2 separate regions of the Homo sapiens genome follow, and region 1 is linked to region 2. A link is a loop called in an ENCODE intact Hi-C map of the cell type or tissue named here. Cell type or tissue: OCI-LY7. All regions are shown on one strand. Each heading gives the region's core, and the rest is flanking DNA. Links, peaks and the distances in the headings are about the cores only. Region 1 has its middle 21 kb from the start of SCARB1. Region 2 holds the start of TRA-TGC4-1 (tRNA-Ala (anticodon TGC) 4-1).

What was found. Hi-C counts contacts between places; a loop is a spot of excess contacts. Peaks named below come from ENCODE experiments on the same cell type or tissue, not always from the same donor. Only the 100,000 strongest peaks of a DNase experiment are listed, where the experiment ranks them.
Region 1: it touches region 2 in a loop (10-fold over the local background); 2 of 110 quality-filtered maps call a loop at or near these places.

What each region holds. Positions count from the first base shown.
Region 1 is chr12:124,878,008-124,892,676 of GRCh38, reverse strand. No RefSeq gene overlaps it. Among named protein-coding and RNA genes, the nearest start is that of SCARB1, 21 kb to the right of the region's middle. RefSeq lists enhancers at 4,556-4,665, 7,960-8,009, 7,411-8,098 and a cis regulatory region at 5,108-5,557. In OCI-LY7, for the core only: a CTCF peak has its summit at 7,915 (motif pointing left); DNase peaks (open chromatin) are centred at 7,686, 8,416 and 8,986; H3K4me3 peaks cover 2,250 bases; H3K27ac peaks cover 2,500 bases.
Region 2 is chr12:124,933,328-124,947,996 of GRCh38, reverse strand. It overlaps TRA-TGC4-1 (tRNA-Ala (anticodon TGC) 4-1), which reads right to left and starts at 8,031; the gene lies at 7,960-8,031. DHX37 (DEAH-box helicase 37) reads left to right here. Exons shown (of 27, transcript NM_032656.4): 27 at 110-1,171. The coding sequence ends at 195. It overlaps TRD-GTC2-10 (tRNA-Asp (anticodon GTC) 2-10), which reads left to right and starts at 8,279; the gene lies at 8,279-8,350. It also overlaps the pseudogene RPL22P19. RefSeq lists enhancers at 4,527-5,028, 8,497-8,736, 9,017-9,286, 8,775-9,974 and a silencer at 8,237-8,316. In OCI-LY7, for the core only: CTCF peaks have their summits at 6,996 and 7,203; DNase peaks (open chromatin) are centred at 7,206 and 8,016; H3K4me3 peaks cover 1,660 bases; H3K27ac peaks cover 1,645 bases.

The sequences.
Region 1 (14,669 bases), core at 6,914-9,413, 57 kb after region 2:
CTTGAACCCGGGAGGCAGAAGTTGCATTGACACCCAAGATCACACCACTGCACTCCAGCCTGTGCGACAGAGCCAGACCCTATCTCAAGAGAGGGAGAGAGGGCCGGGCACGGTGGCTTACGCCTGTAATCTCAGCATTTTGGGAGGCTAAGGCGGGTGGATCACGAGGTCAGGAGTTGGAGACCAGCCTGGCCAACATAGTGAAACCCCCGTCCCTACTAAAAATACAAAAAATTGGCTGGGCGTGGTGGCATACGCCTGTAGTCTCAGCTACTCAGGAGGCTGAGGCAGGAGAATTGCTTGAACCTGGGAGGCAGAGGTTGCAGTGAGCTGAGATCGTGCCACTGCACTCCAGCCCAGGCGACAGAGCAAGACTCCATTTCAAAAAATAAAAATAAAATAAAAATAAAAATAAAAAAAGAGGGAGAGAGCGGATCACGAGGTCAGGAGATTGAGAACATCCTGGCTAACACGGTGAAACTCTGTCTGTACTAAAAATACAAAAAATTAGCCAGGCGTGGTGGCGGGCGCCTGTAGTTCCAGCTACTTGGGAGGCTGAGGCAGGAGAATTGCTTGAACCCGAGAGGCGGAGCTTGCAGTGAGCCGAGATCGCGCCACTGCACTCCAGCCTGGGTGACAGAGCAAGACTCCGTCTCAAAAAAAAAAAAAAAAAAAAGGGAGAGAGAGAGAGACAGAGAGACAGAGAGAGAAAAGAAAGCCATCACTGTATATAAAAGGGGTTTTGGCAAAAAGTAAGTCTTGCCCTGCCTTGACTGCCCTCCCCAGAGGCAACCTCTATTATCAGTTTCTTGTATAGCTTTCCAGAGATTTTCTTTGAGTTTTCTAATGTAACATTTCCATAGACAATTGTGCAGTTTGTTTTTATGCAAAATGAACCTTGGCTATGAGTGGTCTCTCGGAGCCTCAGTATCCCCATTGGTTAGACAAGGGAGTTGGAGTGGATAATTCCTAAAGACTGCTGGGAGGATCACAGCCCGCATGCCAGGAAAGAGCCCAGCCACGCTTCTTGGCCCTCCTTTCATGAAGGTTTATGAAGGCTCTGTCTTGAAATTTTTTTTTTTTTTTTGAGATGGAGTTTCGCTCTTTGTTGCCCAGGCTGGAGTGCGATGGCGTGATCTTGGCTCACTGCAACCTCTGCCTACCGGCTTCAAGTGATTCTCCTGCCTCAGCCTCCCAGGTAGCTGGGATTACAGGCATGCACCACCACGCCTGGCTAATTTTGTATTTTTAGTGGAGGTGGGGTTTCTCCATATTGGTCAGGCTGGTCTTGAACTCCTGACCTCAGGTGATCCGCCCGCCTCAGCCTCCCAAAGTGCTGGGATTACAGGTGTGAGCCACTGCGGCCAGCTTTGTCTTGATTTGAGAGGTTATTTCTTTTTGTTGTTGTTATTCTTTTGATAGAGGGTCTTGCTCTGTCGCCCAGGCTGGATTGCAGTGGTGTGATCATAGCTCGCTGCAACCTCTACCTCCTGGGCTCAAGTGATCCTCCCACCTCAGCCTCCTGAGTAGCTGGGACTACAGGCATGCATCACCACACCCGGCTTATTTTTGTATTTTGTATTTTTTGTAGAGAAGGGGTCTCACTGTGTTGCCCAGGCTGGTCTCAAACTCCTGGGCTCAAGTGATCCTCCCGCCTCGACCTCCCAAAATGCTGGGATTACAGGCATGCACCACCATAACCTGGCCCCAAAGAGGTTATTTTTTAAAGGAGAAAGCCATTTTCTCTGAACAGCATCAACGTCTGTTCTGTGGGAATACAAGAGTTCTTGTTTTGTTCCACTTAATAAGAATGCAGTTCCTCTTGTCAGCTCGATGCTGGGAAAAACTCTAATTTCAGTTCTTTATTTTTCAGAAATTCCAAAGAACATGGAAAGGAGACCACAGGAAGAATCCAGAACTGCTGCCCATCATAAAATTTTTCCATCTGCAATTTGTGTCTACAGTGTGCCAGTTATTGATGAGGGTGAGGCTGAAGGTGGGACAGTGTGGGGGAGATTTTTTAATTGCTCCCCAATTACCATATTCCTCTTTTCTTTTCTTTTTTCTTTTTGAGACAGAGTCTCGCTCTGTAGACCAGGCTAGAGTGCAGCGGCGCAATCTCGGCTCACTGCAACCTCCGCCTCCCGGGTTCAAGCAATTCTCTGCCTCAGCCTCCCGAGTAGCTGGGATTACAGGCGCCTGCCACCATGCCCAGCTAATTTTTGTATTTTTAGTAGAGACGGGGTTTCACCATCTTGGCCAGGCTCGTCTCGAACTCCTGACCTTGTGATCCACCCGCCTCGGCCTCCCAAAGTGCTGGGATTACAGGCGTCATGCCCGGCCCACATTCCTCTTTTCTTTTTAGTTTTAGAGTCCCTAAAATTCCAGATGGGCATATGTCACCCAGCCAGAGGTGATGTTTTCCAGCTTCCACTGAAGCTAGGTGTGACCTCGAGACTATGTTCTCGCCTATAAGATACAGGTGGATGATGTGACGGGAACACTTCCAGGCCAGATGGTTAGAAGGGAAGCTGGTTGTCCACCTCTATTTCCCACTCCCTTTGAGCTGGAACGTGGACAGGGTTCGAGAAGCCAGCTCTGTCCCTGGGGATGGTGGAGCAGCAGGAGGTGGGGTCCCTGGGTCCCTGGGTGACCACGTGGAGCCGAATCTCCTGCCTTCTTGGACTAGCAGCCATCTCTGCGATGTTAAGGGAGAGAGGAATACGTTTCTAATTTGTTAGAGTCACTGTATTTTGAGGTCTCTTAGCAGCTTAACGTATACCCTAACACAGGTGGCTTTCACCTTTTTATACAACTTTGTTTTTTTTTTTTTTGAGACAGAGTCTTGCTCTGTCACCCAGGCTGGAGTGTAGTGGTGTGATCTCGGCTCACTGCAACCTCCACCTCCCAGGTTCAAGTGATTCTCCTGTCTCAGCCTCCCAAGTAGCTGGGACTACAGGTGCCCGCCACCATGCCCAGCTAATTTTTGTATTTAGTAGAGACAGGGTTTCGCCATGTTGGCCAGGCTGGTCTCGAACTCTTGACCTCAGGTGATTTGCCCGCCTTGGCCTCTTGAAGTGCTGGGATTACAGGCATGAGCCACCATGCCCGGCCGATTTTTACTTTTTTAAACAGTGGTTTGCACTGAAATAGAAGTTCTTTGAGAATAGGAACTGTGCCTTTTTGTCTCCCATGATATCCCAGCCCCTGCCAGACAGTAGTAGGCAGTGAGAATGGTTCTTGGACATTAGCTTGCCTTAGGATTGGCTGGGGCATGGATTAGTTGAAAATGCAGCTTTCTCAGGGGCTCATCCCAAATCTGTGGAATCAATCTTTGGACCCGACTTTATAAATCTAACTTTATTTATTTATTTATTTGAGATGGAATCTCGCTGTGTCGCCAGGCTGGAGTGCAGTGGTGCTTGGAGTGGAGTGCGACGTCGACTCACTACAACCTTGATCTCTTGACCTCGTGATCCACTCGCCTCGGCCTCCCAAAGTGCTGGGATTACAGGCGTGAGCCACCGCGCCTGGCCCTTTTTATACAACTTTGATTTTTACTTTTTTTTTTTTTTTTTGAGACTGAGTCTTGCTCTGTTGCCCAGGCTGCAGTGCAGAGGCACAATCTCGGCTCACCGCAACCTCTGCCTCCCGAGTTCAAGTGATTCTCCTGTCTCAGCTTCCAAGTAGCTGGGATTACAGGTGTGCACCACCACACCCGGCTAATTTTTGTATTTTTAGTAGAGACGGGGTTTCGCCACGTTGGCCAGGATGGTCTCGATCTCTTGACCTCATGATCTGCTCACCTCGGCCTCCCAAAATGCTAGGATTACAGGCGTGAGCCAGCACGCCCAGCCACTTTACTTCTAATGAAAGAAAAGGTCTTGTTTACAATAGCAACTGTACTGATGAAATATTTAACAGCAAACTTCCCAAGAAATGTGGAGGATACAAACATAAAAAGCTTTAAAAAAATTCTACTATTGTTGTAATATAAAAAGAGACTTGCATTCATGGGAAGACAATCTTTGTTCTTTGAGAGGAAGAATCAGCTTTGGAAAGATGCCAAGAGCTTGCTAAATTTAACTAGAAATCCATACAATCCCAGTTAAAATACTAACACAAAATTTTGGGAGATTTGAGAAAATGGTGCCAAAGTTCATCAAAGGATGTGAATGAAGGAAAATTGCCAGGAAAATTCTAGAAATAAAAAATAACGAGGGGGCCAGGCACTGTGGCTCCTGCCAGTAATCCCAGCACTTTGGCAGGCTGAGGTGGGAGGATTGCTTCAGGCCAGGAATTCAAGGCCAGCCTGGTAAACACAGCAAAATCCCATCTCAACAAAAATTTTTTAAAACTCAGAGCAGGCATGATAGCTCACACCTGTAATCTCAGCGCTTTGGGAGGCCAAGGTAGGTAGATCACTTGAGGCCAGGAGTTTGAGACCAGCCTGGCCAACATGGTGAAACCCTGTCTCTAAGAATACAAAGAAATATTAGCCGGTGTGGTAGCAGGCACCTGTAATCCCAGCTACTTGGGAGATTGAGGCACGAGGATTGCTTGAACCCAGGAGGCGGAGGTTGCAGTGAACAGAGATCGCTCCACTGCACTCTAGCCTGGGTGACAGAGCGAGACTCTGTCTTAAAAAAAAAAAAATCAGCCAGGCATGGTGGCATGCACCTGTAGTCCCGTCCTAGCTACTCCGAAGGCTGAAGTGAGAGGATCGCTTGAGCCCAGGATGTAGAGGCTGCAGTGAGCTATGATCGCACCATTGCACTCCAGCCTGGGTGGCAGAGCGAGGCCCCATCTCTAAAAAAAATTATATATATATATATACACACACACACACACATACTATATATATATATATTTCAATTTTTTACTTGGTTTTATTTATTTATTTATTTTGAGACAGAGTCTCGCTCTGTTGCCCAGGCTGGAGTGCAGTGGCATGATCTCAGCTCACTGTAATCTCTGCCTCCTGGGTTCAAGCTATTCCCGAGTACATGTGTCACTAAACCCAGCTAATTTTTGTATTTTTAGTAGAGACAGGGTTTTGCTATGTTGGCCAGGCTGATGTTGAACTCCTGGCCTCAAGTGATCTGCCTGCCTTGGCCTCCCAAAGTGTTGGGATTACAGGCGTGAGCTACTGCGCATGGCCTATTTTATTACTAGTTATTGTTGTTAATCTCTGACTGTGCCTGAATTATAAATTAAATTTTATCATGGGGAAAAACAGTCTATACCGGGTTCAGTGCTATCTCAGGTCTCAGGCATCCGCTAGGGATCCTGGAGCTTATCCCCCGAAGATAAGGAAGGGCCCCCGCTGCTCCGCTGGAATTCAAAATAACCCTCCCACTGCGCAGTGAGGTGGGTAAAAGCCAGTCTGACGGTCTGACAGTGCTTTGATGATCTTGTACTCTCTACTCTTTGCTTTTGCAGAACATTAATTACCAAATGTTTTCCAAACTTTGCAAGAGGAGTACAGGTGTCGGGGGTGAGGGAGGGCCTTGTTTTCATCTAATAGACCTTTCTGTTCTTTCTGTTTCACTTGGATTTTGTGAAGCTCAGACTCCAGCATCTGACAACTCAGGTTCAAATTCGGGCCTGGTTACTCCCCCGCTGTGTCCCTGTGTGACCTTGAACAAGTTACTTTATTTCTCTATGCCTCAGTTTCCTCATCTGAAAAGTAGACATAATATTGGTTTTGACTCCAGAGGTGAATGTGGGATTCAATGAGCTAAAATGTAAAACAGTTAGAACACTGCCGTGCATGAAGTTCAGTCTTAATGAATATCAGCTATTATTATGATCAATATCTGCCATGGGGCCGGGTGCAGTGGCACATACCTATAATCCCTGCACTTTGGGAGGCTGAGGTGGGAGGATGACTTGAGCCCAGGAGTTGGAGACCAGCCTGGGCAACATAGGGAGACCCTGTCTCTACAAGTAATAATAAAAAAATAGGCCAGGCACGGTGGCTCACGCCTATAATCCCAGCGCTTTGGGAGGCCGAGGCGGGTGGATCACCTGAGGTGGGGAGTTTGAGACCAGCCTGGCCAACATGGTGAAACCCCATCTCTACTAAAAATACCAAAAATTAGCTGGGTGTAGTGGTGTGTACCTGTAATCCCAGCTACTCAGGAGGCCGAGACAGCAGAATCACTTGAACCCAGGAGGCAGAGGTTGCAGTGAGCTGAGATCGCGCCATTGCACTCCAGCCTGGGCGACAGAGCAAGACTCCATCTCAAAAAAAAAAAAAAAAAAAAAAATGCTGGGCACGATGTGCATCCCTGTGGTCCCAGCTACTCGGGAGGCTGAGGCGGGAGGATTGCTGGAGCCCAGGAGGTCAAGGCTGCAGTCAGCTGCGATTGTGCCACCGCACTCCAGCCTGGGTGACAGAGCCAGACCCTGTCTCAAAAGAAAAATAAAATCTGTCATGGGTTGAATTGTGTTCCCCAAAAAGATATGCTGAAGCCCCATCCTCTGACGCCTCAGAATGTGACTTCATTTGGAAGTAGGGTCATTGCAGATGAGTTAAGGTGACATCCTGCTGGAGTAGGTTGGGCCCCTAATCCAACAGTACTGGTGTCCTTGTAAGAGCAGAGCCATCTTGTCAACACAGATGTACAGGGAAAGATGGTGTCATGATGGCCCCATGACTGCAGAGGCATCTGTAAGCCAAGGAGCTCCAAGGATTGCCAGCCAGCCCCTTGGAAGCTGGAAGAGGTGAGGAAGGAGCCTCGGAGCCTTCAGAGGGAGTGTGGCCCTGCAGACATCCCCATCTCAGACTTCCAGCCTCCAGAACTTCCAGAGAGTAAACTTTCTGTTTATTCATATATTTGTATTTTTTTGAGATAGGGTCTCACTCTGTCACCCAGGCTGGAATGCACTGGCACAATCTCGGCTCACTGCAGCCTCAACTTCCCTGGGTTCAGATAATCCTCCCACCTCAGCCTCCCAAGTAGCTGGGAGTACAGCCAGGCACCACCACACCCAGGTAATTTTTGTATTTTTTTGTAGAGACAAGGTTTCGCCATGTTGCCCAGGCTGCTCTCGAACTCCTGGACTCAAGTGATCCTTCTGCCTCGGCCTCCCCAAGACCTGGGATTGCAGGTATGAGCCACTGCGCCCAGCTTTCTGTTGCTTTAAGCGGCCCGGTTTGTGGTGCTTTGCATGGCAACCCTAGCAAACTAACACTATGTCTATTCACAATTATTTGATAAAACAAAAACAATTCTTGAAAGCATCTCTTTCTCCCTTCCTTCCTGTGCCTGGGGGTGGGTGGGGAGTCTGTGTTGAGCACCTCAGCTGAGACCAGGCAATTGCAGTGGCCTGCGAAGGTGTTTGGACTTTGTCCTGCAGACCGTGAGAGGCCCCTGGAGATTCTACACTGGGGAATGACAATTTCCTAGGTGTTTTAGGAAGCTCAGCCTGCCTGCCGGTGGAGGGGGAAGGGAGGAGGGGAGAGGGTTCCGGCCAGTTAGGGGATTGGAGCTGTCATCCAGGCAGGAGATGGTGTGATCTGGATCAGCAGTTCTCAAAGTGTGGTCCCCAGACCAGCAGCACCAGCGTGTTCAGGAAACTTGCTGAAAATGCAGTTATCAGGCCCACCCAGACCTACTGAATCAGGCACTCCAGGGGCGGGGCCAGCCATCTGGGTTTCACTAAACCTCCAGGTGGTTCTGCTGTTTGCTCAAGCGCAAGAATGCTCGCTGGGCTAAAGGAAGAGGGTGGAGAGGGTACGTAAGTCCCTTGGGCCTGCGGGACAACGTGCCACCAACTGGGTGGCTCAGAACAACAGAAATGCATTTCTTACCTTTCTGGAGGGCAGAAATCAGAAACGAAGGCATCAGCAGAGCCCTCTGAAGCCTGGGGTGGGGAGAAGCCTTCTTTGCCTCCTTCGACCTCTGGTGGCTGCCAGCAGCCCTCGGCATTTCTTGGCTTGCAGATACAGCACTGCAATCTCTGCCTCAATGGCACATGACATTTTGTATGTGCCTCTGTGACAAGATGTCCTTCTTCTCCTTCTTTTTTGTTTTTTTTTTTTTTTGAGGTGCAGTTTCGCTCTTGTTGCCCAGGCTGGAGTGCAGTGGCACGATCTTGGCTCACTGCAACCTCCGCCTCCCGGGTTCTAATGGATTCTCCTGCCTCAGCCTCCTGAGCAGCTGGGATTACAGGTGCCCACCACCACGCCCAGCTAATTTGTTGTATTTTTAGTAGAGGCGGGGTTTCACCACGTTGGGCAGGCTGGTCTCGAACTCCTGATCTCAGGTGATCCGCCCACCTCGGCCTCTCAAAGTGCTGGGATTATAGGCGTGAGCTACCGCGCCCGGCCGGATGTCCCTCTTCTCATAAGGACCCCTGTCCTATTGGATTAGGGCCCGCCAGAATCCCTCAGGCCCTCCTCTTGATTTAATTGCATTTGCATCTGCAAAGACCCTATTTCCAAATAGGGCTGCAATCACAGGGACCAGGGGCCTAGGACTTGGACATATCATTTTTTGGAGGGACACAATTCTACCCACCTCAGATGGGGAGAATGAAAGGAAGCAACAAACAGCAAAACAAGAGAAATGTTAGTGATTAGATGTGGGAGTGGAAGTAGGATGAAAACAGAAAGAACTCAAATGCCCTGCCGTTGTTACATGAATAACAAAGCTGGGGTAACCGCGGTGTCCTTTTTCCCTTTTTCTCAAAGAGGGACATCCTCAGGCTAGTATTTCAGAAACTTTATCCTAAGTTCTTGGGACTCATAAACACATTGCTGAAACAAACTCCGTCTCACCTGACGACCTCTCTCTCTCCCCCATGGGGCAGGGCTGGGGAAGAAGGAGCGAGCAAGGCCCCTGTCCACCTCACGGAGCCAGGGCCCAATTGCGTTGACTCTTGCTGAGGGCGACACTTTAGAGCCAAGTTCGAGTTGAAGTTCAAGGGCCCAGGATCTGGAGGCATCTGAAGCTGCTCCAGCTCTCAGCTGCCTCAAGGGAAAAGATAGTCTCAGAGATAGTCTAGCACCTGTCTTGGTGAGGAGCCAGGCAGCACATAAGTGTGGGAGCTCCTGCCTCTGACACCAGACATGGCTGAAAGCATTTGTCCTTCTGGAAGATTCCACTTCACCCATCACTCCAGAGTGAGTCAGAAGCCCCTGGAGGGTTTGTGAAAATGCAGATTCCTGGGCCTTACTCCCCAGTGTCTGAGTCACAGGTCTGGGGTGAGAACTCAGAATCTGCTTTCCTTCTTTCCTTCCTTCCTTGCTTCCTTCCTTCCTTTTCTTTCCCTCTTTCTTTCTTTCTTTTTTCTTTCTTTCTTTCTCTTTCTTTCTTTTCTTTCTTTCCTTCCTTTCTCTTTCTTTCTTCTTTCCTTCCTTCCTTTCTCTTTCTTTCTTTCTTTCCTTCCTTCCTTCCTTCCTTTCCTTCCTTCCTCCTTCCTCCCTCCCTCCCTTCCTTTCACTCAGAATCAATTTTCCTTTCTTTGACTCAGAATCTGCCTTCCTTCCTTCCTCTTTCTTTCTTAGACAGGCTCTTGCTTTGTTGCTCAGGCTGGAGTGCAGTGGTGTGAACATGGCTCACTGCAGCCTCGACCTCCCAGGCTCAAGAGATCCTTCCACCGGCCCGATGTCCCTCTTCTTATAAGGACCCCTGTCCTATTGGATTAGGCCCCGCCCGAATCCCGCAGGCCCTCCTGTTGATTTAATTGCATCTGCAAAGACCCTATTTCCAAATAAGGCTGCAATCACAGGGACCAGGGGCCTAGGACTTGGACATATCATTTTTTGGAGGGACACAATTCTACCCAGTTACCTGAGTAGCTGGGGCTAGAAGCACTTGCCACCGTGCCTGGCTAATTAAAAAAAAATTTTTTTGCAGAGATGGGATCTCACTATGTTGTCCAGGCTGGCCTCGAACTCCTGGGCTCAAGTTATCTTCCAGCCTTGGCCTCCCAAAGTGCTGGGATTACAGGTGTGAGCCACCACACCCAGCCTGAGAACCTGCATTTCTATCACATTTCCAGGTGGCCTGGTGCTGCTGCTGCTCTGGAGAACACCTGGAGGAGAACAAAGGCCCATGATGAACGGTTCTCAGCCTAGTGTGCATATGAGAATCACACAGGGAGTTTCAACACACACCAACCCCTGTGCCCGACCCAGACCCTGGGAAACCGCTGAGGGCGGGGTACAAGCGCTGGCCCCCAGGGAGTTCTAATCACTGGCCAAAGTCGGGGTGCACAGCCCAACTCCTTCTCACCCGTCAATGCCACTTCAGATACCACTTCTTCAGCAAGCCTTTCCTGACTTCCTCCAATGGGGTTAGGTCCCTCATTCATGCATTCATTCATTCATTCCACAAACCATCATGCCCCTTGTATGCACCGGGCCCTGTGCTGGTGCTGGGGATTCAGCACCCTCGTGGTGTTTCTCTACAGAAACATGGAGGAAACAAGTGGTGAAAAATCAGGACAGATGATGCCAGGGTGTGATGAATATAGAACAGGACGACGACATAAAGAGCATTCGTTAATTAGAGACAGGGTATCACTCTGTTGGCCAGACTGGAGTGCAGTGGTACAATCGTGGTTCACTGCAGCCTTGAACTCCCAGGCTGAAGCAATCCTCCCGCCTCAGCCTCCGGAGCAGCTGGAACTACAGACACACCTATCACGCCCAGTTAATCTTTTCTTTCTTTTTTTTTTTTTTGAGACAGAGTCCCACTCTGTCGCCCAGGCTGGAGTGCAGTGGTGCAACCTCGGCTCACTGCAACCTCTGCCTCCCGTGTTCAGGTGATTCTCTTGCCTCAGCCTCCCGAGTAGCTGGGATTACAGGTGCACACCGCACCTGGCTAATTTCTGTATTTTTAGGAGAGATGGGGTTTCACCATATTGGCCAGGAGGGTCTCGAACTCCTGAACTTAAGTGATCGGCCCACCTCAGCCTCCTAAAGTGCTGGGATTACAGGTGTGAGCCACTGTGCCAGAGAAGAGGGTTACTTTAGATGGGCTGGTTGAGGAAGGCCTCTTTGAGGAGGTGATGTTGGAGCTGCCCCTCAAAAAAGCCTCCGTGGAGCCCTTTTAAACAAGAGGAGCATTTGAAGCGGGGCTCAGAGCCTGTGCTGAGGTCCTGCGGTGGGCACAGGCTGACCCCATAAGAAGAACCTGAAGGAAGCCAGGGTGGCTGCATCCCAGAGAGCGGAGAGGGAGGCAGAGGAGGGCAGCCCGGGGAGGACCTGGAGTTTATGCAACAGGAAACCAACAGAGTTCAAGCAGGAAGTAACACAATCCCACTCGCTTTGAAAAAGGTCCACTCTGTGCCCCTGGAATGCGCCCTCACCGAGGTGGATTCCTCTCCCTGAAAGCGTTTTTCTCAGGTGTCACGGCAGACTCATTGGTGTGAGAAGAATCTCTTTGTCCCACTGGTGTGTGATCTTTATGAGAAGGTGATTAACGTGCCCCCTTGCCCATAGGAAGTGCTCAGTCGGCACAGTCTGACAGAGCTGGGTGTGGTGGCGGGTGCCTGTTGTCTCAGCTACTAGGGAGGATCACCTGAGCCCAGGAGTTTGAGGCTGCAGTGAGCTGTGATCACCCCACTGCGCTCCAGCCTGGGTGACAGAGCAAAACCTTGCTCTGAAAAGAAGTTTGACAAATGACCCTGTGAGTGTGTATCCAGTGGTCCTCCTTGGCACTGCCCATCCCTGCCCAAACAGGAGCCTCAGCTACCACCAGATGTGTCCAGAAAGATATTTCTGCCCATTGTTTTCCAAAGGATATTTTTGTTTTTGTTTTTGTTTTGTCTTTTTTTTTTTTTTTTTTTTTTTTTGAGGCTGAGTCTTGCTCTGTCTCCCAGGCTGGAGTGCAGTGGTGTGATCTCGGCTCACTGGGTTCAAGTGATTCTCCTGCCTCAGCCTCCGAAGTAGCTGGGATTACAGGTGCCCACCACCATGCCTGGCTAATTTTTGTATTTTAATTAGAGATGGGTTTCACCATGTTGTCCAGGCTGGTCTCGAACTCCTGACCTCAAGTGATCCACCTGCCTCGGCCTCCCAAAGTGCTAGGATTACAGGCATGAACCACCACGCCTGGCCCCCTCCACCTTTTTTTTTTTTTTGAGACAGAGTTTCACGCTGCTACCCAGGCTGGGCGGCAGTGGCGTGATCATGACTCATTGCAGCCTTAACCTCCGGGGCTCAAGCGATCCTCCTGAGTCAGCCTCTGGAGTAGCTGGGACTACAGATGCGTTTGCCACCACACCTAGCTAATTTTTGTATTTTGTAGAGATGGGGTTTCGCCAAGTGGCCCAAGCTGGTCTTGAACTCCTGAGCTCAAGCAATCCTCCTGCCTCGGCCTCCCAGTGTTGGGATTACAGGCGTGAGCTACTGCGCCCAGCCCAAAGAATATTTTTGGAACCAGCTTCTCTGTGGGCTCCAGCCATCCCTGGCAGACGCCTCGGCCTGCAGCCTAAGAACAGTTCCCCCTCAGGAAAGAAACTGACAGCTTTGTGGTTCTGCGTTGAAGGGTAAGGGCATCTCCTAAGCTCCAGTGTTCTTGGTACCCACGCTGGTTTCAGGGAGGCACCTCCTGCCTCGCTCCATGGCAGCTGGCCTCTCTGATGCTGTGGACGGTATCCCTGGGCCTCAGTGGGCCCTGGGCAGAGCGGGTGGGTGTTGGAGACAAGGGGCCAGTGGCAAGAGCTGCAGTTTTCTGGGCAGGAAGGAAAATGTTGGTCCAGTAGGAAAACAGGCAAAACAGATGGGGACTAGCTGGACATGGAGCTGTTTGGTTATGCTGAAGCATGAAACTTCGGCTTTCATTTTAAAAGCCTGTGTTTGGCAGGGCATGGTGGCTCATGCTTGTAATCCCAGCATTTTGGGTGGCCGAGGTAGGCGGATCACGAGGTCAGGTGTTTGAGACCAGCCTGGCCAACATGGTGAAACCCCGTCTCTACTAATAATACAAAAGTTAGCCAGATATGGTGGCGGGCGCCTGTAATCCAAGCTACTTGGGAGACTGAGGCAGGAGAATCGCTTGAACCCGGGGGGTGGAGGTTGCAGTGAGCAAGATTGCGCCATTGCGCTCCAGCCTGGTGACAGAGTGAGACTCCGTCTCAAAAAAAAAAAAAAAAAAGAGCCTGTGTTCTTCAGGCCCATGCACGGTGAGAGGTCAGGTGGTTCTCTTGAGTTAGAAAGTGAACCTCAAAAACTCATCTCCGATTCCAACATAGCAGAGCCCTTAAACACTGGGCCCGGGAGCAAAAGCCCAAAGAAAAGGGGAGAAGGCTGGGTGCAGTGGCTCATGCCTGTAATCCCAGCACTTTGGGAGGACGAGGCAGGTGGATCCCTTCAGCCAAGGAATTTGAAACCAGCCTGGGCAACACAGTGAGACCCTCATCTCTACAAAAAAAATACAAAAACTAGCCAGGCATGGTGGCAGGTGCCTGTAGTCCCAGCTATTCTGGAGGCTGGTGTGGGAGGATTGCCTGAGCCCAGGAGTTTGAGGCTGCAGTGAGCCAAGTTTGCGCCACTGCACTCCAGCCTGGGCGACAGAGAGACCCTGTCTCAAAAAAAAAAAATTTAAAAAATTTAAAAAAAGGGAGGCGAGAAATTCGGACTGTGGACCTTTTGTTCGCTTTTACATACTTTCTTGAAAGCTGCTGCCACGATTGTGATGCTCTCACATTCCACGGTTCAGTTCCTCCGACGCACAACGTTCACTCCTACCTCAGGGCCTTTGCGTGTGCCGTGCCCTCCGCCTGGAATGCTCTCTCTGGGTCTTCCCATGGTTGGCTCTTCATTCAGTTCTCTGTTAGATGTCACCTTTCCAGAGAGCCCACACCCTCCCTCGCTCTCTCTCAAACCGCTGGGTTTTGTTTCTTGCCAGTATTGAACATTATCTGAAGCTGTTTTGATGCCTTATTCCTGGACTTGCTTTGGTGTCTGTCTGCAGCCTCTGGAGTGCACCTCTAGGAAAGAAACCCCTTTTCATGAGCTGTAGTGCCCAGTCCTGGTGCACTGAGGGCACTCCGTGAATACTCACTGAAGGACAAAGTCAATAAAACTGTTGATTGTGGCTGCTGGCTACTTGCCAGCCGGGTTTATATCTGTAGCCATTGAGACTGCTTTTGGCTGAAAGTCCTAGAAAGCACCCAAGAGGTTTAACAATAAAGATATTTATTATTTCCATATAAGGGGAAGTCCTGAGATAGGGCAGCTTTGGGGTTCTCGATTTCATTTTTTTTTTTTTTTTTTTGAGATGGGGTCTCACTCTGTCGCCCAGGCTGCAGTGCAATGGCGTGATCTTGGCTCATGGCAACCTCCACCTCCCAGGTTCAAGCGATTCTCCTGTCTCAGCCTCCCGAGTAACTGGGATTACACGTATGTGCCACCATGCCCGGCTAATTTTTGTATTTTTAGTAGAGACGGGGTTTAGCCATGTTGGCTAGACTGGTCTCGAACTCCTGACCTTGGGTGATCCACCTGCCTTGACCTCCCAAAGTGCTAAGATTACAGGTGTGAGACACTGTGCCCAGGCTTTTTATTTTTAAAATAGAGGCAGGGTCTCACTATATTGGCCAGACTGGACTTGAACTACTGGCCTCAAGCAATATTTCCACCTTGGCCTCCCAAAGTGCTGGGATTACATGCATGAGCCACGGGGCCTGGCGTTCTCAATTTCTTTTTA
Region 2 (14,669 bases), core at 5,707-8,206:
GCTTGGCAGAAGGATCTGGCCCCACGGCTGCTGGCCAGCTTTTTGCCACCTGAGGAGAGTCCCTGGGCCCAGGGTCACCCTGACACTGTCCTCCTTCCCTCCCCTGCAGACCTGCTGGCTGAGTACTGTGAGTGGCTTCCACAGGCCATGCACCCCGATATCGAGAAAGCCTGGCCCCCCACCACTGTCCACTGACCAGAAACCTGGCTGCAGGGCCGAGGACTGGTTTGGGGACTGGAGGGCTGGCAGCAGCCTGTCACCGTGCGACCGTGACCACCTGGCATGGGCTTCGTGGCCTGCTCTCAGGAAGTGGGTCAAGCCCTGGGAACCCTCATCCATGAGAGCTCGATCCCGTATGAAGGGTGCTGCCGCCCGTGCCATCTGGCCCGGGGGTGACTTTTTGAACTGTTTATTATATGGTGGATGATGATTTCATCTCACGTGCTGGACGCTGTTCTGTTCAGTGTGCTCTTTGGACTACATTAGTCCCCTGTGGAGCAGCAGGGCTGGAGATCTCTGCAGTCCCTTCCCCGCCCGCCCTGCCAGAAGGCCGAGGAGGCACGTGGAGGGCCTCCTTCCTGCAATTCTTCCCTCTCCAGAGTCAGGGAGGGCTGCCCAGCCCTGGCCTCACAGCCGTCCCAGATGTTAGGTGAGCCACTGAGCTCTGTGTTGACCTTGAGGGGCCTGGCTGGGGGCCCCCAGGCTCCATGCCTTCTTGGGAGGGTGGCCGCCAACGCCTTTCCTGTGTTATGGCAACAGGGAGTGGGCATCTCATCTGCCTGTGGTCAGCTCTCAGACGGCAGGGAGCGGAGCTGACGTTGGCTGTGCTTGGTCACCGCTGCCATGCCGCAGAGGATGCGCCTAGCTGGGCTGGGGCCACACGACTATTATGTTGGCCTTGAACGGGGACTGCAGAGCCCTCAGTTTGTCTCCCTTGTTCCTCTGTGGCTGAGGTGGGAGGGGGAGGGTGGGGTAGGTCCCCCAGCAAGAAAGAGGGACAGGAGCACCCCAGGCAGGACCAAGGAGTCGGGAGGCCCCTGCCTTCTGTCCTCCATGGTGAGGGCACAGATGTCTCCCCAGAGCCCAGCGCTGGCAGAATGGATTCTGCTCCTGGCTTTGCTTCTGCGGCTTCGGTGGAGACAGTTATGGAATAAAATGTTCCTTGCACCCAGATTGTGTTGTGGAATGCACTTGGGGAAGGACACCCAGGTGGCCAGTGTGCTGTCCCGGGACGTGGCCTGGTGGCCGACCTGCCTTCCCAGCACTGCTGTCTGCTTTAAGGAGGCCTCTCCTCACTGGGTTTACTTACCTCCCTGGCTGCTCTCAAAGCCCAAGCAGCAACCTCTCCCCACCTGCCCCAGAGCCGAGATGGCAGCCCGGCCCTTCTCACTCTATGTTCCTCCCCAGGAGCCCAAGGCAGGGCCATGAGCCAGGGCAGCCTGCAGACACGTTTCGCTTGACCCGCCCGGTGATTGAGGAGGACTTGAACTCCTCACTAACATGTAGAATTGGGCTATTTCCCACTCGAAAGTACTGACCTCCAGCTTTCCTAAAATCCCACCGCACATGGGCTAGCAATTCTGAGATGAAAGCGGAAGCTGTCATTCCCACCAGTGTCTCAGGCGCCAGGGCAGCCTCCTCAGGGACGTCCCTGCCTCCTCATTGCACTCCACAACCACAGCAGAGCATCCACAGTTGTAATTAGGCAATTCTTCTTAAAAAATGTTATGTAATTAGCACACCATAAAATTCCCCATTTTAAGGTATACAGTTGCTTTTAGTGTATCACAGTTGTGCAACCGTTACCATGACCTGATTCCAGAGCATTTTTATAGCTCTAAAAAGATACCCTGTACCCATCAGCAGTCTGCCCCTATTTCTCCCAGTTCCCCAGCTCCAAGCCCCACGAATCCACTTTCTGTCTCTGGATTTGCCCGTTCTGGACATTTATCTCTTTTGCTGCTTTTGTTTGTTTGAGACGGAGTCTCGCTCTGTTACCAGGCTGGACTGCAGTGGCGCAATCTCGGCTCACTGCAACCTCTGCCTCCCAGGTTCAAGCGATTCTTCTGCTTCAGCCTCCCGAGTAGCCGGGACTATAGGCACATGCCACCACACCCAGCTAATTTTTGTATTTTTAGTAGAGACGGGGTTTCACCATGTTGGCCAGGATGGTCTCGAGCTCTTGACCTCGTGATCCACCTGCCTCCGCCTCCCAAAGTGCCGGGATTACAGGTGTGAGCCACCGCGCCTGGTTTGTTGCTTGTTTTTTCAAGAGGATCTTATTCTGTCATTCAGGCTGGAGTGCAGTGGTGCGATCCTAGTTCACTGCAGCCTCCATCTCCTGGGTTCAAGTGATCCTCCTACCTCCCAAATAGCTGGGACTACAGGCACACTCCACCATATTGGGCTAAAATTTTTAGTAGCGACAGCTCTTGCTATGTTGCCCAGGCTGGTCTTGAGCTCCTGAAGTACTTCATTCCTTCCTATGGCTGGATAATACCCCATTGTATGGATAGACCACATTTTTATTTGTTTCCGTCTTTTGGCTATTGTGAATAGAGCTGCTGTGAACATTGATGTACAGGTTTTTGTTTGTGTGGATGTATATTTTCCATTCTCTTGGGTATATACCTAAGAGTAAAAAAAAAAAAAAACCAAGAGCACCATTGCCTGGCCAATGTCATTTAGCTTTTCTTTTTTTTTTTTTTTGAGACAAAGTCTCAAAAAAAAAAAACTTTCATCCAATTTGAATTAATTTCTGCATATATGGTGTGGTCAGGTGGTCAACATTCTTTTGCATGTGGTTCTCAGTCCCATCGCCATTTGTCAAAGAGGCAGTTCTTTCCCCCCGAATGGTCTTGCGACCCTAAAAGACCCTCCCTACTGTCTCTAAAAGAGACATTATCTGTCACCCAGGCTGGAGTGCAGTGGCACAATCATAGTTCACTGCAACCTCGACCACCCAGGATCAAGCAATCCTCCCACCTCAACCTCCTGAGGAGCTGGGACTACAGGCGCACACCATCACACCAAGCTAATTTCAAAATTTGTGGTAGAAAGGGTTTCACTATATTGCCCAGGCTGGTCTTTTTTGGAGATGAAGTCTCAACTCTCACCCAGCTGGAGTGCAGTGGCACTATCTCAGCTCCCGGGTTCAAGTGATTTTCCTGCCTCAGCCTCCTCAGTAGCTGGGGCTACTGGCGCCCACCACCATGCCCAGCTAATTTTTGGTAGAGACAGGGTTTCACCATGTTGCCCAGGGTGGTCTCGAACTCCTGAGCTCAGGCAATACAGCTGCCTCAGCCTTCCAAAGTGCTAGGATTACAGGTGTGAGCCATTGTGTCCAGTCCCTGGATGGTCTTGAACTCCGTGGCTCAAGCAATCCTCCTGCATTGGCCTCCCAAAGTGCGGGAATTGCAGGCGTGAGCCACTGCACCTGGCCTGGCCCGTCCTTTTTATCAGCTGCAGAACATTTCACACTAGGTAGCGCTACCATTGTTTTTAAAATCAGTCCCAGCAATGGGTACTTCCTAACCTTGCTATAATGAGCAAAGATGTGTTGAGCATCTTTATAGACAAGTCATTTCATACCTGGGTGTATATCCACAAGACAAATGCCAAGAAGTGGGATTGCCAGGTCAAGAGACTTGGGGATTCTTCCCTTTGAAAAATGGTTAGGTGGCCGAGCGTGGTGGCTTACACCTGCAATCCCAGCATTTTGGGAGGCCAAGGTGGGTGGATCATTTTAGGGCACAAGTTTGAGGCCAGCCTGACCAACATGGTGAAACCCCATCTCTACTAAAAATACAAAAATTAGCCAGGCGTGGTGGTGGCTGCCTGTAATCCCAGCTACTCAGGAGGCTGAGGCAGATCCAGCCTGGCGACAGAGCGAGATTCCATCTCAAAAAAAAAAAAAGAAAGAAATGGATGAACCCTTCCGCAGGCAAGCACTGCCTTTTTCTTGCTTTCCTGGATGACAAGAGTGAAACTCCATCTCAAAAAAAAGATAAAAGAGAAATGGTTAGGTTGTCCTCTGTGAAAATCGTGTCCCAGATCAGATCACGTCACCAGCCTGCTTTATTTTTTGTTCGTTTTCTTTTTCTTTTTCTTTTTTTTTTTGAGACAGAGTTTCGCTCTTGGTGTCCAAGCAGGAGTGCAATGATGTGATCTCAGCTCACTGCAACCTCCACCTCCCAGGTTTAAGTGATTCTCCTGCCTCAGCCTCTCGAGTATCTAGGATTATAGGTGAGCGCCACCACACCCAGCTAATTTTTTGTATTTTTAGTAGAAACAGGGTTTCACCATGTTAGCCAGGCTTGTCTCGAACTCCTGACCTCAGGTGATATGCCCGCCTGGGCCTCCTAAAGTGCTGGGATTACAGGCGTGAACTACCACGCCCGGCCACTGCCCTGCTTTAAAGCCCTATGAAGAGTCCCCATTACCCAAGGGATCAAGGCCAACTCAAACGTGGCCTCTGAGACTGGACCTGCACGGACACTCCACTCACACCACACCCAAGGGCCAACCTGCTCTCCTTCCACCTTCCCCGAAGCAGCCCTGTTGGCCTCCGCAGGTGCCGTTCCCTCTCCTGTGGTGCTCTGAGCCTAACTCCTGCTCCCTCTGGTTTCTCATCTTCAGAGGCAAGCCCCTCTAGACGCCTCCCTAGGGAGGGTGGCCTGCCTGCCACCCACTCTGGACAGCAAGCCCAGTGACAGCAGATCTTCTGTCTTGCTTACCATCCTGGGTCCCCAAAACATGGTAGGGCAAATGTTAAAAAGTAAATTGCAGTGAATATTTGTAAGAACACTGGAAAAAGCTTCCAAATTAAACAAGGCCAGGCATGGTGGCTCATGCCTATAATCCCAGCACTTTGGGAGGCCAAGCCAGGCAGATCGCTTGAAGCCAGGAGTTCAGGACCAGCCTGGCCAACATGGTGAAACCCCGTCTCTACTAAAAATACAAAAATTAGCCAGTGTGGTGGCAGGCGCCCGTAATCCCAGCTACTTGGGAGGCTGAGGCAGAAGAATCACTTGAACCCGGAAGACAGATGTTGCAGCGAGCCAAGATCGTGCCACTGCACTCCAGCCTGGGCGACAGAGTGAGACCCTGTCTCTCTCAAAAAACAAAGCAAAACAAACAAAAACAAAGTTAAACAAACTTCCCAGAAACTATAAAGGAAAGGGGAGACATTTTACCTTATCGAAATCTTACATTGACATGGTAAATTGTATAAACAAAGTTAGAAGATGAAAGAATAGATGAAAAATACTGCAAAACATGATAAACAGCGTCATACTATTGGATGAGCTATTGCAATTTGGTGAGAAAAACACAACGGGCAAAGGCCATGAAAAAATTAGTTGCTACATCTAGGCCGGGCGTGGTGGTTCATGCATGCCTGTAATCCCAGCACTTTGGGAGGCCGAGGCTGGCAGATCACGAGGTCAGACAAGATCAGGAGTTCGAGACCAGCCTGGCCAACATGGTGAAACCCCGTCTCTACTAAAAATGCAAAAATTAGCCAGGCGTGGTGGCAAGCGCCTGTAATCCCAGCTACTCGGGAGGCTGAGGCAGGAGAATCACTTGAAACCAGAAGGCAGAGGTTGCAGTGAGCCGAGATTGTGCCACTGCACTCCAGCCTGGGCAACAAGAGCTAAACTCTCTCTCAAAAAAACAAACAAACAAAAAAAAACTGCATCTAAGGTCGAGTGCAGTGGCTCACACCTATAATCCCAGCACTTTGGGAGGCCGAGGCAAATAAATCACCTGAGGCCAGGAGTTCGAGACCAACCTGGCCAACATGGCCAAACACCGTCTTGAATGAAAAAATACAAAAATTAGCCAGGCATGGTGGCGCGCACCGGTAATACCAGCTACTCGAGGGCCTGAGGAATGAGAATCATTTGAACCCAGGAAGTGGAGGTTGTGGAGATTTGAGATCAACCACTGCACTCCAGCCTGGATGACAGAGTGAGATTCCCATCTGGAAAAAAAAACACAAAAACCTGCATCTGCATGGCTGGTAGATACCTGAAAACATGCACACCCTAGAAAGTAGGCAGGAAAAAAGCAGAGAAATAATTCAGTTCTACTTCCTACCCAACAGATTGGAAAAATTAATAATCATGGCCATACCCAGTGCTGAGAATATAAGGAAAAGAGCACCTTCATACATTGTTATTGAATATGTAAGTTGCCACAGCCTTTAGAAAAAAATCCAGCAATATTTATTGTTTTTATTTATTTTTTTTTTCTGAGACAGAGTCTTGCTCTGTTGCCCAGGCTGGAGTGTAGTGGTGCAATCTCTGCTCACTGCAACCTCTGCCTCCTGGGTTCAAGTGATTCTCCTGCCTCAGCCTCCTGAGTAGCTGAGACTACAAGTGTGTGCCACCACACCCAGCTAATTTTTTATATTTTTAGTAGAGATGAAGTTTCACCATGTTGGCCAGGCTGGTCTCAAACTCCTGACCTCAGGTGATCTGCCCACCTCGCCCTTCCAAAGGGCTGGGATTACAAGTGTGAGCCACCATGCCTGGCCCAAAATCTAGCAATATTTAAAATAAACCAGGCATGGTGTTTATGCGTGTAATCCCAGCACTTTGGAAGGCTGAGGTGAGAGGATCACTTGAGGCCAGATGTTCGAGACCAGCCTGGACAACATAGCGAGACCCCTGTCTCTACAAAAAAAAAAAAAAGAAAAATATTTGCTGGAGGTGGTGAAGTATACCTGTAGTCTCAGCTTTTGGGGAGGCTGGGAGGTCTCTTGAGCCAAGGATTTCGAGGCTGCAGTGAGCTATGATCGCACCACTGCATTCCAGCCTGGGCGACAGAGAAGTACGTTTGTAAAAGTATCCATGCCCTTTGACCCTGCATTGCTCCCTGTGGACATCTGCCCCATCGAGGTACCGGCGCCAGAAGGCAAGGAAAACGCATGCACCAGATCACTGACTACAAGACTTCAGTGAGAGGAAACAAAATTACCCGAATCCCTAGGAGGAATGGTAATAAAGCGTGCTACCCCTCCGTTAGGAAATACTATGCAACCACGTCCAGCATTTGTCCTGAACTCCATCAGGCTCGCACTTCCTCTGCAGCACCCCTGGAGGAAGTCTCCAGCAGCTTCCTGGGCGGTGGCTGCACCTCCTTCCCGATCTCCCCACGTCCACCCACGCCCAGGGTGTGTTCTCCGCATGGCAGCCAGAGGGAGCCTTTTCAAACCTGAATCTGGTCGCGTTCCCCTGCGTCAGGCCTTCCAGTGTCTTCGAAGATAAAGTTCATCCTCATTCACTAAGCTCCAGGGCATGGCTTTCTTCCTGCCCCTTCAACACTGAGCGCCCTTCCTCCAGCCTCAGGGCCTTGGCACCTGCCGTTTCCTTCGCTGGAAGCACTGTTTCTGCAGAGGTCTCCCCTGGCAGCTAATCTAAAGCAACCCCCACTCCTGCACCCCTGAGTTTCCATCTCATCGCTATTATTGTCTTCATAAAACGTATCGCTACTTGCTTATTGTTAAGTCTCCAGGACTGGACTATAAAGTCCAAAAAGGCTGAGAAAGCTTGCCTGGCCTGTCTTATCCAGGGATACCAGGGGACGTACACTTTACCCGGCACACAGTAGGTGCTCAGTGCATGCACGGAACCTGACATGAGGCCCTCAGGAGTTAATGAATGGTCAGTTGCAGAACCTTTCTAAGGAATCCATGTTTTTCTATCTGCTTGATGAAACAAATAACTGGGAGTATTCGTTTCAAATGGCAGATTCCCGGCCCCGTCACTGACCTACTGAACGCGAATCTCCGGTGGAGGGGCCCAGGGCATTTGTGATTAGGGGCAGGGAAATGTGCTGGCGCAGCCCCTTCCAAGGGAGCTTTCTTCGCAGGCAGGTTGTTGAGGGTTGCCTGGGTCCTCTTCCAAGCTTTTGTAACCACGTGACTGTAATTTGCCCGAAAAAGGCGGAAAAGTCTGGAGATGCCGGGGATTGAACCCGGGGCCTCATACGTGCAAAGCATGCGCTCTACCACTGAGCTACATCCCCTACCCCTTGTGTTGGTCTTTTCTGGGGATGGTGATACAGGAAGTGCCCTTCGCTCTGCTAGTTCAGGTGCCTTAGCTTCGGAACGTGCAGTGCCTCCAGCCACTCAAAGGGGCCTCTACCCGCCTTGGATAAGCCCAGCAGCCAGGGTGCCCGGCGCGGAGCCTGGATGGCCCGGAAAGGTTAGGAACGATAGCGAGAGAATGGTATGGACATAAGAAGGGAGCTGCAGGGAACACAGTACGGCTTGTCCTCGTTAGTATAGTGGTGAGTATCCCCGCCTGTCACGCGGGAGACCGGGGTTCGATTCCCCGACGGGGAGGCCGGGTACTTTCGTATTTTTAAATACAGAGGGGAGACTTTGTTGGCGATGCTTTTCGGTGTTCCAAAATATACAGAGTAGGTATAAGAGGATGTGCACATCGCAGGTGTGCCTGCAACACTGAATTAGGGCCCTTACGAGGGTTCCTTCCCCTCCAAGGAGAGTTCGAGGGAAGAAAAAACAGGGTGCTCGGCAGTGAGCATAATAGGTTCATTTTTATGTCAAAAAATTATAGATATGCACACAAATGTGTGAGTATATTAATGTTTCTGATTGGCATCACGGTAACAACAGCAGCAGGAGCAGCAGCCAACAATATACAGTTCTTAACGTGCGGGGGCGGTATTGGTAAGCGCTTTAGTGTTCACGCATTACATCCTCAAGGATCCTACCAACGAGCCGTTTTCTCCACATCAAACTGATGAAATACAGGCTCAGACAGAGGCTCCGTGGCCCGCCCGCGGTCACATCAGTCACGATCAACTGTAGACATAGGGGGCCTTTGGGGAGAAGGACTCGGGTGGTGGGTGGGAGGAGTGACTTTTTGACTTTCCATTTCTGTACCTTTCTGGACTTTTGGAATTCTATTTTTTTCTCCCTTCTTTTCTTTCCTTTCCTCTCTTATTCGATTTTTATCAAAATGATACGTCTAATTTTTAAAAGTCAGATACAACTGAAGAATATTTATTCCTTATGCATGAGGTCCCTATTGCTGTGTTTTGACTTCATTGGCTGCAGCCAGACCTCACAATTTAAACTAAAACCCGATTAGCTAACAGTTCAAAAATTTTTTAAATAGGTAAAAGCAGTGAGGAACATAGGAAAAAAGGATGTTCCTTACGAAAGGACTTAGAAAAGTAATAATATTCCTAAATAAGGAAGAGTGTAGGCTGCAAGCTGGGACATGCCTGGGCACGTCCAGCACGAATATTTTGACAAAGGTACAAGGACATAGAATGTACTACGTGCCTGTGAGCATGTTTAGCACAGATACCGAAGTCAGAGTGTGCTTATTCTGTTACATTTGCTACCTAAGGCTTAACAGAGAGTTATTACTATAAAATAAGAAATTTGAAGAAAGTTAGTTCTGAGAAAAGATATTAATAACATTTATGATTTAAAGGGGAAGCTTTGAAGAGGAACTTTTGCTTTCTACATTTCCTTCCCTTTTAATTTTTATAATTTTTCCTTTTTAAACTGTTTTAGCATGTTTTGGCTTAATTGTTCTACTTGAGCTTTTAAGAGGAGAAATCTCTTAGAATAAGGTGGAGGAGAGTTAAGATAGGTTTTAGTAGTTTTGGTAAGAACTGTCGTTATTAATTTTGTCATTAGCTTCCAGAGGCATGGTATAACATCCGAGAAGGAGAAGTGTACCTATTACGGTAGTAATAGAAGTGAGAATTGAGGTTATAGTTTCCTTCCGTTGACCAAACCATCGTCCTAGCCAATTTGAAATAGGGTTATTAATTCTAGAATTTCTAGTAAGCTCTTTAGATAAAGCAGTGAGACCTTGTAAGGTTCTGGTTATACTTCTGTTAGGAGTCGTGTTATTTGGGATGAAGGTTGTACACAACATTGGGTTTTAATTATAACACAAACACCACCTTTCTCGGCTAATACTACATTTAAAGCCATTTTATTTTCCTAAGCCATTTTAGTAGTGGATCCTAACTGTTCTGCTATTCCTTTAATAGCATCTTTAAGTATAGTTAATAAATTGTTGTTGATAGTAATAAATATTGTTTATCCAATTTACATTCTTATTAATTGTTATTTGTGGGAGAAGGGATTTGAACCTCACAGCTCTCTGATTTCTAGCTTTGAATTTATCTGATATACCTCGTGGAACGTCAGTTGTATCTAAATAAACATGGGGGTCAAAGGACCTACGAGAGGCTTCTCTTGTTTTACGATGTCATGTTTTTTTGTTTGTTTGTTTTTCTGGTTGATGAAATGCCAGGGTAAAAGGGATAGCTAACTGAACTAGAGCACAAGTACCGCTCCAATTATTTGGCAAAGTGTCCAGTAAAGGTTCTCCAAAATACCACCATACACCCACTCGGGGATGAATAAGGGCTGACTGATGGGTCAGCTCTTGGAAGTGCCTGACCTCACTGCATTCTGTTAAGTTTCTTTCTTTCTTTCTTTCTTTTTTTTTTTCCTCTTTTTGAGAGGGAGTCTAGCACTGTCGCCCAGTCTGGAGTGCAGTGGCGCGATCTCAGCTCACTACAAGCTCCACCTCCCAGGTTCACGCCATTCTCCTGGCTCAGCCTCCCTAGTAGCTGGGACTACAGGCGCCCGCCACCACGCCCGGCTAATTTTTTTGTATTTTTAGTAGAGCCGGGGTTTCACCGTGTTAGCCAGGATGGTCTCGATCTCGTGACCTCGTGATGCGCCTGCCTCGGCCTCCCAAAGTGCTGGGATTACAGGCGTGAGTCACCGCGCCCGGCCGTTTCCTTGACTTTTAAAAGAAAAATTAGGTTGGTGTCCTGGAACATGGACAATGGCTATTTCTTCCGGTAATTGAAGATTATTAAGAACATGAACAACTAGTGTTTCATGAGCAAGTTCCTTACCTTTACTGTTAAATAGTTCTCGCTCAGCCTAAATTTTTCCAAATGTATGAGATACTCTGAAAGCATATTTAGAGTCAGTATAGATAGTTCCTACCTGGTTCTGTAAATATTTTAGGGCCTAAGTGCGAATAACTTGCAAGCTTGAGCAGACCAATTATTTGGTAATCTTCCTGATTTTACTTTTTTTAAGGTCTCTTTATCAATTACAGCATATCCATTATGTTGTGTCCTTTCAATCATTTAGGAGGAGCCAGGGTGGTCTCAAACTCCTGAGCTCAAGCAATCCCCGCGCCTTAGCCTCCCAAAGTGTTACGATTACAGGTGTGAGCCACCTCACCCAGCCTAATATCTTTATTATAGAAATAATTTTTTAAATCACTAAGAAAAATTCAAAAATATCAATAGATCACAATCAACAGGCAATGAATTTACAGAAGAGGAAAAATGATTCATTAATAAAACTTACAGAAAAGCTTGGCTCTTAGAAGTATTTAAATAAATGGAAGTAAAACACAAGTTACTACTTTCAACCCATGATGTTGTGAAAGTTGTCAGAATCAAAATGAAGTCATGGATGTTAAGTAAGTAAATAAATAAATAAATAAACCCTGACAAATAGAACCAGGGAAGGCCATGAAGAGAGGGTTCCCGTGCTTGCAGGCCTGATAAAAGACTCTAGAAAAACCACAACCTTGCACAAACGCCTTCGCGACCTTACACAAAAAAGACTACTGCAAGGACATCCGCCAAGCAGCTGCCTGTCCAGCCTCAGACTACGGTCACCTCTGTTATTGATCTTTGCAGCCAACCATAATTATGTCAGAACAATTATGTAATCCTCCTCCTTTTTTTCCTGTAAAAACATTTGTCTTCCTGCCGGGCGCGGTGTCTCACGCCTGTAATCCCAGCACTATAGGAGGCCGAGGCGGGAGGATCACGAGGTCAGGAGTTCGAGACCAGCCTGGCCAACATGGTGAAGCCCCGTCTCAACTAAACATACAAACATTAGCTGGGCATGGTGGCGGGCGCCTGTAGTCCCAGCTACTAGGGAGGCTGAGGCAGGAGAATTGCTTGAACCCAGGAGGCGGAGGTTACAGTGAGCCAAGATTGCACCACTGCACTACCAGCCTGGGTGACAGGGAGAGACTCCATCTCAAAACAAACAAACAAACAAATGTTGCCTTCTTTCTGCCTCCGCTACCGCCATGGCGCCCATGAAAAAGCTTGTGGTAAAGGAGGGCTAAAAAAAAGGAAGCAGGTTCCAAAGTTCACTCTTGATCGCACCCACCCCGTAGAAGATGGAATCATGGATGCTGCCAACTTTGAGCAGTTTTTCCAAGAAAGGATCAAAATGAACGGAAAAGCTGGGAACTTTGGTGGAGGGGTAGTGACCATCGAAGGGAGCAAGAGCAAGACCAGCGTGACATCCAAGCTGCCCTTTTCCAACAGGTATTTGAAATATCTCACCAAAAAATATCTGAAGAAGAATAATCTACATGATTGGTTGCGCGTAGTTGCTAACAGCAAACAGAGTTACGAATTACGTTACTTCCAAATTAACCAGGACGAAGAGGAGGAAAACGAGGATTAAATTTCATTTATCGGCCGGGCGCGGTGGCTCACGCCTGTAATCCCAGCACTTTGGGAGGCCGAAGCAGGTGGATCACGAGGTCAGAAGTTCGAGATCAGTCTGGCCAACATGGTGAAAACCCTGTCTCTACTAAAGATACAAAAAATTAGCCGGGTGTAGTGGCGTGCGCTTGTAATCCCAGCTACTCGGGAGGCTGAAGCAGGAGAATTGCTTGAACCTGGGAGGCGGATGTTCCACCGAGCCGAGATCACGCCATTGCACTCCAGCTTGGGTAACAAGTTGAGACTCCATCAAAAAAAAAAAAAAGGAAAAAGAAAAGAAAGAAAATGTTTGGAGTGAGATAGAGATGGGGGTTGCACAACAGTGCGAATGCACCAAATGCCACTGAATTGCTCACTGTAAAAGAGTTGGCTTTGGCCAGGGGCAGTGGCTCACACCTGTAATCCCAGCACTTTGGGAGGCCCAGGCGGGCGGATCACCTGAGGTCAGTAGCTCGAAACCAGCCTGACCAACATGGAGAAACCCCCATCTCTACTAAAAATAAAAATACAAAATTAGCCGGGCGTGGTTGTGCATCCCTGTAATCCCAGCTACTTGTGAGGCTGAGGCAGGAGAATCGCTTGAACCCGGAGACAGAGATTGCTGTGAGCCGAGGTCGCGCCATTGCACTCCAGCCTGGACAACAAGAGCGAAACTCCGTCTCAAAAAAACAAAAACAAAACAAAACAAAAAAAAAACAAAAAAAAACACACAAAAATATATAAAAATAAAATAAAATGGTTGGTTTGGGCCGGGTGCAGTGGCTCACGCCTATAATTCCAGCACTTGGTAAGGCTGAAGCAGGGAGATCACTTGAGGTAAAGAGTTCGAGACCAGCCTGGCCTCTACTAAAAAGCTCATCTGTACTAAAAATTAAAAAATTGGCCAGACATGGTGGCGTGTGCCTGTAATCTCAACTATTCGGAAGTCTGAGGCAGGAGAATCGCTTGAACCTGGGAGGCCGAGGCTGCAGTGAGCTGAGACTATGCCACTGCACTCCAGTCTAGGCGACAGAGAGACTCCATCTCAAAAAAAGAAAATAAATAAAATAATTGGTTTTGGCCAGGCGCATTGATTCATGCCTGTAATTGCCGCACTTTGGGAAGCCAAGGCGAGGGGATTGCTTGAGGCCAGGAGTTTGAGATATAGTGAGAACCCGATCTCTAAAGCTAGTTTTATGTTATGTGAGTTTCACCTCAATACAAAACAAACAAACAAAAACATTTACTTTTAAGAATGACCGGCCGGGCGTAGTGGCTCACGCCCGTAATCCCAGCACTTTGGGAGGCGGAGGCAATCAGATCACCTGAGGTCAGGAGTTTGAGACCATCCTGGCCAACATGAAACCCTGTCTCTACTAAAAATACAAATAAAACAATTAGCTAGGTGGAAATTAGATGGGTGGCCTGCAGTCCCAGCTACTTAGGAGGCTGAGGCAGGAGAATCTCTTGAACCTGGGAGGCAGAGGTTGCAGTGAGCCGAGATCACGCCACTGCACTCCAGCCTGGTGACAGAGCGAGACTCCGTCTCAAAAAAAAAAAAAAGACTAAGCCTAAGCCATGTTTGGAGAAGACAAGAATGGAATGGGAAGGATGGAGCTATAAATGGCTTCAGCCTTTTCAGAAACTGCTTCCAGATCCCACACTCGGACTTCATAATCTATATATGGAATTTTGCCTTTAGTGAACAAATCTTAAATACAAAAGGAAAAACCTATGCAGAAACAACCTAAATAGCCACAGATCAGAAGATAGTTAAATGAATTGCTCTATATCAGGTGATGAATAGCACGTGCCAATTTAAACTGATGTGAATTTTTTTTGTTTTGTTTTTTTTGAGACAGAGTCTCGCTCTGTCGCCCAGGCTGGAGTGCAGTGGCATGATCTTGGCTCACTGCAAGCTCCGCCTCCCAGGTTCACGCCATTCTCCTGCCTCAGCCTCCCGAGTAGCTGGGACTACAGGCACCCGCCACCACGTCCAGCTAATTTTTTTGTGTTTTTTAGTAGAGACGGGTTTCACCGTGTTAGCCAGGATGGTCTCGATCTCCTGACCTCGTGATCTGCCCGCCTCGGCCTCCCAAAGTGCTGGGATTACAGGCCTGAGCTGCCGCACC